3 separate regions of the Homo sapiens genome follow, and regions 1 and 3 are each linked to region 2. A link is a loop called in an ENCODE intact Hi-C map of the cell type or tissue named here. Cell type or tissue: heart right ventricle. All regions are shown on one strand. Region 1 overlaps ARHGAP12 (Rho GTPase activating protein 12). Region 2 has its middle 1.8 kb from the start of MACORIS. Region 3 has its middle 63 kb from the start of MACORIS.

What was found. Hi-C counts contacts between places; a loop is a spot of excess contacts. Peaks named below come from ENCODE experiments on the same cell type or tissue, not always from the same donor. Only the 100,000 strongest peaks of a DNase experiment are listed, where the experiment ranks them.
Region 1: a loop joins it to region 2, with 6 times the contacts of the local background. A loop is called at or near these places in 28 of 110 quality-filtered maps.
Region 3: it touches region 2 in a loop (6-fold over the local background); 52 of 110 quality-filtered maps call a loop at or near these places.

What each region holds. Positions count from the first base shown.
Region 1 is chr10:31,807,439-31,809,938 of GRCh38, forward strand. ARHGAP12 (Rho GTPase activating protein 12) reads right to left here. Exons shown (of 20, transcript NM_018287.7): 17 at 1,792-1,869; 18 at 1,556-1,690; 19 at 1,211-1,313; 20 at 1-394. The coding sequence ends at 220. Among named protein-coding and RNA genes, the nearest start is that of MACORIS, 100 kb to the left of the region's middle. In heart right ventricle, a CTCF peak has its summit at 1,410 (motif pointing left); a DNase peak (open chromatin) is centred at 1,197; H3K4me3 peaks cover 1,474 bases; H3K27ac peaks cover 2,041 bases.
Region 2 is chr10:31,707,989-31,710,488 of GRCh38, forward strand. No RefSeq gene overlaps it. Among named protein-coding and RNA genes, the nearest start is that of MACORIS, 1.8 kb to the left of the region's middle. In heart right ventricle, a CTCF peak has its summit at 1,152; DNase peaks (open chromatin) are centred at 393 and 733; H3K4me3 peaks cover 483 bases; H3K27ac peaks cover 2,316 bases.
Region 3 is chr10:31,769,488-31,771,987 of GRCh38, forward strand. No RefSeq gene overlaps it. Among named protein-coding and RNA genes, the nearest start is that of MACORIS, 63 kb to the left of the region's middle. In heart right ventricle, CTCF peaks have their summits at 1,014 (motif pointing left) and 1,214; DNase peaks (open chromatin) are centred at 1,024 and 2,037; H3K27ac peaks cover 1,256 bases.

The sequences.
Region 1 (2,500 bases), 99 kb after region 2:
TGAATTCATAATTACACGCAGTTATATCAACTTGCAACAAAGCAGCAAATATGAGGGCCTAACACACATCTCGACTCTCCCCTTCCCTTCTGATCCCTCAAAAAAAAAGTGCAAAATCAAAGAGTCACTGCTTGGTCCAAAAAATAAAATACATTGTGTATAAACATTTGAAATCTGATGGAATCCAGCTTCTATTCCACAGGTTGTCTTCAGTAAGAATCAACGTCCGAAGATGGAACTCAGTTCCAGAAGAATTAATTCTACAATCTGATTCTGGTACACAGTATGAACTGCTATATTACCAGTCTCTTTTTCTGGTTTTAATAGAGTGGGACCAAAAACAATTGCTATACTCTGATAGGTCATTCGATTTTTCTCTCCATTTTCTATAACTCTGAAGGGAAAAAAAGAAGTTGTTAAAAGAGAAAATAAGAGAGAGGGAAAATTCTTCAAATGGTATTATAAACCTAACAGTTTGCATTTTAAAAAGAGAAGTAATACTTATTTTCCTAAGGTGATGCATAAACTATTTAACCAAGTAGAATTCTGTCTAAATGCCATGTGAAGCTTTCTTTTTGATAAACACAGCTGAAAGATACAATTAAGCATACTCTAACAAACTTAAAATGTGTGATATTTTAGCTTAGTTTTTAAAATAGAACATTTAAGTATGAGTTACAATTCAGGTAACAGTGACTGCTCCATTAAGTTGATGGGAAAAAAATCTCATTAGGGTGTGGAGATTAAACTTTCCATTTTACTCATTTTATGTAATTTCTTTAAAAAAAAAAAACTCTCTCTAGCTGGGATTTTTTGTTTTAGTATTCTAGTGTACTTTCTATCAGATGAAAGAACTTGGTTATTAAAGTGGCTATGTAGTAACCTAGAACCATGACGGTAACTTAATACACCTCAATTAATATCCAATCTCATCTTCATATTAACCTTAGCAACAATTTCTGAACACCTACTATGTGCTAAGCATTACATAAATACTTCACATATAATACCTACTTTACTGTATTCTTCATAGCAAATCATTTACCCATGACAGACTGATACTAAAAGGAGTTGAGTAACTTTTTCAAGTTACAAAGACAGCAAGTAGCATAGCTGGGATCCAAATCTGAGTCTGAGTGACCCTGGCCCCACAGGCCTTCCCGCTTCCCCTTGTGCTATACCACATCCCATGACTGGGCAGTCCTCCTACCTTCTGAGATGTCGGAAAAGAATCTGCATTGTGTCTTGGTTTGGCTTTGGCAACTGTCTGATTAGGTCCTTAACAGCAGCGACTCGCTGTCTTGGTTCTTGCTCTGAAAAAAGATAATAACCAGATATTTTACAGCAAATTCTTATGAAACTGAAAGCAATGTCACAGTTTGGAAGCTGATATTTGGTAATACACAGTGACATCTGGTGGTCACATTTAAAATGTTTGGAGTAAAACAATCTGTTGAAAATACTTGCTTAAAGTAAGATAAAAAAAATTGGGTGGCTTAATCTGTGCAAAGAATTTTCAATATCTAGAAAAAACTGAGTAGAATTACATACTTACTAATTGCATTAACAAAATCATTAAAATGATTAAATGTAAAAAGAGGTTCTGGTAATTCTCGAAAAAACATTTTGAGGGCTCCAGTAATGACATGAATATCTTCCCATTTACTGTCATTCAAGTCCAATTTCTCATCTGAAAAACAGCAGGAATTGGACATTTTAAAAAATTACTTTAAGCCAGTTCAAAAAGTTATGAGTGATGCATCTGAATAACAACAGTAAATATAATCTTACCATGATTGACTGCAAACCTTAGTTTCTGGATCACTGCGAGGTTGCCACTTACTCTGTATATCCCATCAATATCCAAACCTAAGAGACAATAATAATTTGTGTGTGTGTGTGTTTAAAGTACTTCTTTGCCTCTTCTGAACACGTTTGCATGTGTCAGAATTCCCACTCATTTGCATTAGCCTAAAATCAAATGGGCAAATATTCTTTTTCTCTAAATGGCTTCTGGTAGATGCTTGGCAGGGGAGAGAGATGGAGATTCGCTCTGAATTCTGTTTAATAAACAGCAGTAATTCTACTCTGCTCATCATATAGACTGTGAATCAGCTCAAGGAAATGGTTTCATTAATCTTAAAACACTAACAATTTCAAATTTCTGAAAACATCTGGGGATAATTCAAAATTAAAGGAAGTCAGCAGGTAAAATCAGCCCATGCATATTTTGCATACCATTTTATAATGTAAATGCACATATTGTAAAAACTTTATTGAAGGCATCTGTCATATTAAGTGTTTGTAATAAGTAAACTTAATATAACCACTAAATTAATGGTTCTATAAAAACAATACATAATTTGCTATAATTTATTATTTTCTTTTATATGTGAAACAGAATCATCTGAAATTCATACAATTAAGCCCCGAAATTTCAGGTATTCATTAAATGATAATAATGTACAAATTTACTAAAGCACATTATTGAATGTACTAT
Region 2 (2,500 bases):
GTCTGAGAGAATCCAGTTCAAACCCTTTTCAGAGGGAACTGGTGAAGCCCTAGGTTTCTATCTTACTAGAGACTTCACCACACAGGGCTGTCTTAAAAAAATATAAGAATAAGAAAAGACAAAAACAAAAGCCCCCGTAAAAACCTACAAGAATACCTGGAAGTCAGACATCCTGTGTTTCCCTTTCCTACCCCGAATGACTCGGAGTAGGACAAACACAGTTGCAAGCCTGCTTTCTTATCTTGGCAATTGCTTCTTTTCACTCTTCTGGGGTTTACAACAGTTGGCCCAGGGGTGTGAGGGAACAGAAGGGAGCAGCATCTGCTGGGACAGAGGGCCCTACACAAAGGTAATTTCATGCAGGGAAAATGCACCCCCCCACCCAATCCCAGGCTGCTGGGCCCAGGAGCCCAAGGGTTAATCTGTCTCAAATCCATCACTGTGACAGCCAAGCACACAAATTAGTCCTGCCCAAGCTGTCCCGACCTCTGAATTTAATTTTTTAAAAGTGCTTTGTATTGTTTCTGATGTTCAGATTGGAGTCCAGGTGTCGTGATGGAACCCGGGGGAGATGAGAGGGTAAGACCCTCGTGTACTGCATCTCACATCACCCTCCAATGTCCTGTGTCTTCTTTGTCAAGGCAGACTAAGGGTGACCTAATTTCCAACACGCAGGCCCAGAAACCTTGAAACTGACCAGCTCGAGCCTCCTTGTAAGCCTCTCCAGCTGTGAAAATCCCCTGGCTCGTAGTCCTATGTCGTCCACATGATGCTTTTCCTGCATTTTGCAGACAACTGCTGATCCCCAAGGGCGGGCCATGCATGGCTGTATCTCCCATCCAGAGAACATCTACAAAGCTCACGCAGCCATGGGGTCTCATAGTTTGACCTGAAACTGATGGTGACTCCTGTCACCAACAGGAGTGGTCAAAACATCCTTTCTGGAGTATTAAGTGTTTGTAGAACCCTGGACATTTATGGTGGCAGAGTGTGTAGCAGCCTCAAGGAGAAATCTTCCCCCTCCATTGCCCCTTTCTAGAATCACACCAAATAATTGGGGTTCTCAGCAGAGTCTGGAGGCAATCCCAGAGACTGAGGAAAGGGAGAGCCTTCCACTTTTCCATTTCTCCCAAGCCATTTTGTATGCCTACAGGTGTCAGTATAAACCAAAGAATGTGCCTTGTCTCAGATGAAAAGTTAGAGTAACCATATAATTTATTGTCTAAACCTGGACACCGATGAGAGTGAAAAGGAGAGCTATTAATAACGATGCCAGAACGACAGGTGTAGATGGTGACTGTCCCAGGCAAACTGGGACATATGGTCATGCTATGACTGTGAGCTCTAAATTGGTGCAGGCTCCTGTGCTGGCTGTCTATTAGGTTTATGTATAATATAATACCCAAGTGACCCTAGGTCCACAGGGTAGAGGGGTTGAGGAGGGTAAGGAAGGTCAGCAACCATGCCTGTCTGAAGGCCATGTGGAGGTAGGGAATGGGGAGAAAGGGGATCAATTTAATCCAGAAAAAGCTGACTCTGCTACAGACTTGAGGAAATCCAGGTCCTTTTTCTTGTCTGAACTGCTACTTGCTCTCAGCAAAGAAATTGAGTTCTGCCAACTCCCACTCCAGCTGCAAAATGCAGCAGAGTCCTGGGCCTTGAGGTTGGAATTCCAGGCCCACTATCCCCACTAGCTTCTGTGAGTCCATCAGAAGATAGGACCTCAGATCTGCAACATTTACTTATCCTTGGCTTTCTGTCAAAAAGTCCAAGCAGATGGTATTCTCCTTCATCCCTTCTTACAGACAGTGACAGATCCACTGCTCAAAATCCTTTTCCCACCCTAAGCAAGGCTATAGCAGAAACCATCTTCTTCTAGGCCTTACATGTTTAACCTAGCCAGCCAGAGGTTTATAAAAGACAACTTCCTCTATTTCCAGAGGTGAAAAAAAGCTAAAGTAGTCTATTTAAAATTTTCTCTCCTCAGACCCCAAAGAATAAAAAAACTTTTTAACTATTGGATGGAAATTCTTTTTTGTTCACTTAAAACAGATGATCCCCTTCTAGAGTAGAAACAGTTAATTGGTCTACAAAATAGTATTCTATAACATGTCTTATCCTTATCCCCAGTCTGTAAGCAAAAATTATATTGAAATCAAATTGAAATGATCCAAAGCGGCTACAAAGATAAAATTATTCTTCCAGAAACATGGTACTGTGGATAGAGAATTCAAGAAAACTCCTTTAGATGTCATATATACCACAACATATCACTTGAAAAAGAAAAAAAATCCTTTATGTAACCATAAAAAATAAGATACTCATATTTTGCATTCTTATATAAATTCAATTGAATAATAGATTAGAACTTAAAATCAGTTTTTGTCAGAGTCAGTTCTCTCATTATCACGCTTTCCTTTTCCCTGAATAAAACTATTATTAGTGGACTCATAATTTACTAGACTTTTGCCAAAAGACAAAGACTTTTACTTTGTTCATG
Region 3 (2,500 bases), 61 kb after region 2:
TGATGTGACCTTTAAGCTTCTAAACATTTATTATCAATAGTTTAGTAAAAATGTTTAGGGGCTGAAAGATTGCATGACTTTCAACATCAGTGAAAGGATGTTGAGATTTGTCTTTATATTTTCATTGTTAATTGTTTAACTGTCTTGCCTATGGCGATACTCTCATTAGCTTATACCTCAAGGTACAATATGCACTTAGGGTAAGGCCATCATGAATGAAATGACTGTATACCTATGATTCACATAATCTTCTCAAATGTTAATATATTTCTGGCTGACTCCTTTTCAAATCTGATTATACTGTTGTTTTCTCATCTAACAAGAATGATGATGAGTTCACAATGGAATCTGAAAAAGAATCCACTCAGCCATTTTCTCGTTCTCTTTTCGTGCTCTGCAGTTTTTTATTTTTATATATTTAGGCAATACAAGTGCAGATTTCTTTTTCTTTTTTTCGAGACAGAGTCTCACTCTGTCACTCAGGTTGGAGTGCAGTGGCGCAATCTCAGCTCACTGAAACCTCTTCCTCCCAGGTTAAGTGATTCTCCTGCCTCAGACTCCCGAGTAGCTGGTATTACAGGTGTGTGCCACCACACCTGGCTGATTTTTGTATTTTTAGTATAGACAGGGTTTCACTATGTTGACCAGGCTAGTCGGGAACTCCTGACCTCAAGTGATCCACCTGCCTCAACCTCCCAAAATGAAAATGTAGATTTCTTCCATGCATATATTGCGTAGTGGTGGAGTCTGGGCTTTTAGTGAACCCATCACCTGAATAGTGAACATTGTACCCAATAGGTAATTTTTCAACCCTCACCCCACTCCCAACCTCTCACGTTTTGCAGCCTACAGTCTGCATTTTCTTAGCTAGAAATTAAGCCACCTGTCTATTTTGTGAAGGTTATTAGTTAATATAATCTCTTTAACCAAACACTTAGAAGCTGCAGTAAATTGCAATATGCAGAACAAACAGAAATGTGCAGGTGCCACTGTCAACCCTCTGCCCCCTGCAGGACCACACAGGCACCACATGTGCAGGCCGACCAGAACGGAGGCCGGGTATTAGAAAGTAATAAAGCTTCATTTCTGCCTTGTTTTTAGATAAAAATAAAGATGAAAGGAAGTTGTAATATTTCCTTCCCTCACCCAGTGGATTGTCTGGCATGTGCCTCACTTTGAGGGTCACAAGGCAATCCTTTAGAGTCATTTAAAATTGTGTTATGGAAGACTATAAGCACATGGGAAAACATTTACAATATATTAAACGGAAAAAGTCAGGTTCGAAACCAGGATATATAGGAAATGCTATTTTATCTAAAAAGTGTAGGGTGCGCACACATGTACATGCACGTGACATTTATTCATATAAATGACAGGAGGCAAATCAAAATGTTTATCTAACAATACTTCATGCCTGTCATCACCTGTGCTAATTTAGCACCCCTTTGGGTTAAGTGGGTGTGGGGTTGCTAAGGTTGTAATGTTTGTCCCCTCCAAACTTCATGTTGAAATGCAATCCCCAATGGTGGAGGTGGGGACTGGTGGAAAGTGTTGGGGCCATCGGGGTGGATCCTCAAATAGATGAGTGCACTCCCCTTGGGGGTGAGTGAGTTCTCACCGTAGTTCCTGGGGAGTGGATTGTTAAAAGAGCCTGGCCTCCCTGGTTTCTCCCACTATGCAATCTCTGCATGCAACAGCTCCCCTTCACTTTCTGCCGTGAGTGGAGCAGCCTGAGGCCCTCGTCAGATGCCCAGTCTTGAACTTTTCCAGATATCTACACTGTGAGCCAATTATGCCTTTTTCCTTCATAACTTACACAGTCTCTGGGATTCCTTTATAACAACATGAAATGGACTAAGTCAGGGTACACACTTCATCCCGGAAGAGCGAGAGAACACATCTGGCCCTCGGCGTGAATGCGCCAGCAGAGATGACTGTGTCCAGATAGGGGAGCAATGAACAAGAGGCTGAGTCAGGCCTCAGCTCCCTGAGAGCAGTCCAGGTGGGCTGTAGGCTGTCTGGAAACTGGCTGGGCACCAGAAGCCAGGGAGGGGATAAGAAAGTCCAAGCCAGAAGGCACATTTCCCAGCCTCCAACTTTGTCCCAGAGCAGACTTTCTGACAGCCTGGGCTTAAGCAATGACCTCCAAGAGAACCTCACAAGACTTTGTGTCCTGTCCTCCTCACATACCAGAGGGTGGGGTTTGGGTTCTCATGTCAGGCGGGGAGAATCACATGCTAAATAGAAATAGACTCATCTAGCATCTGGGCAACGTGAAGCCATTGGCCGGAGGCCATTAGCCAGGCATGGTGGCATGCACCTGTAGTCCCAGCTACTCGGGAGGACTGAGGCAAGAGGACTGCTTGAGGCCAGGAGTTTGAGGCTGCAGTGAGCTATGATTCCACCACTGCACTCCAGCCTGGGCGACAGAGCAAGACCCCAGACTTTGTATTCTCCCTGGTGCTGCTCAGCCTGCAGGTCCTGAGCCCCTCCACTCCAT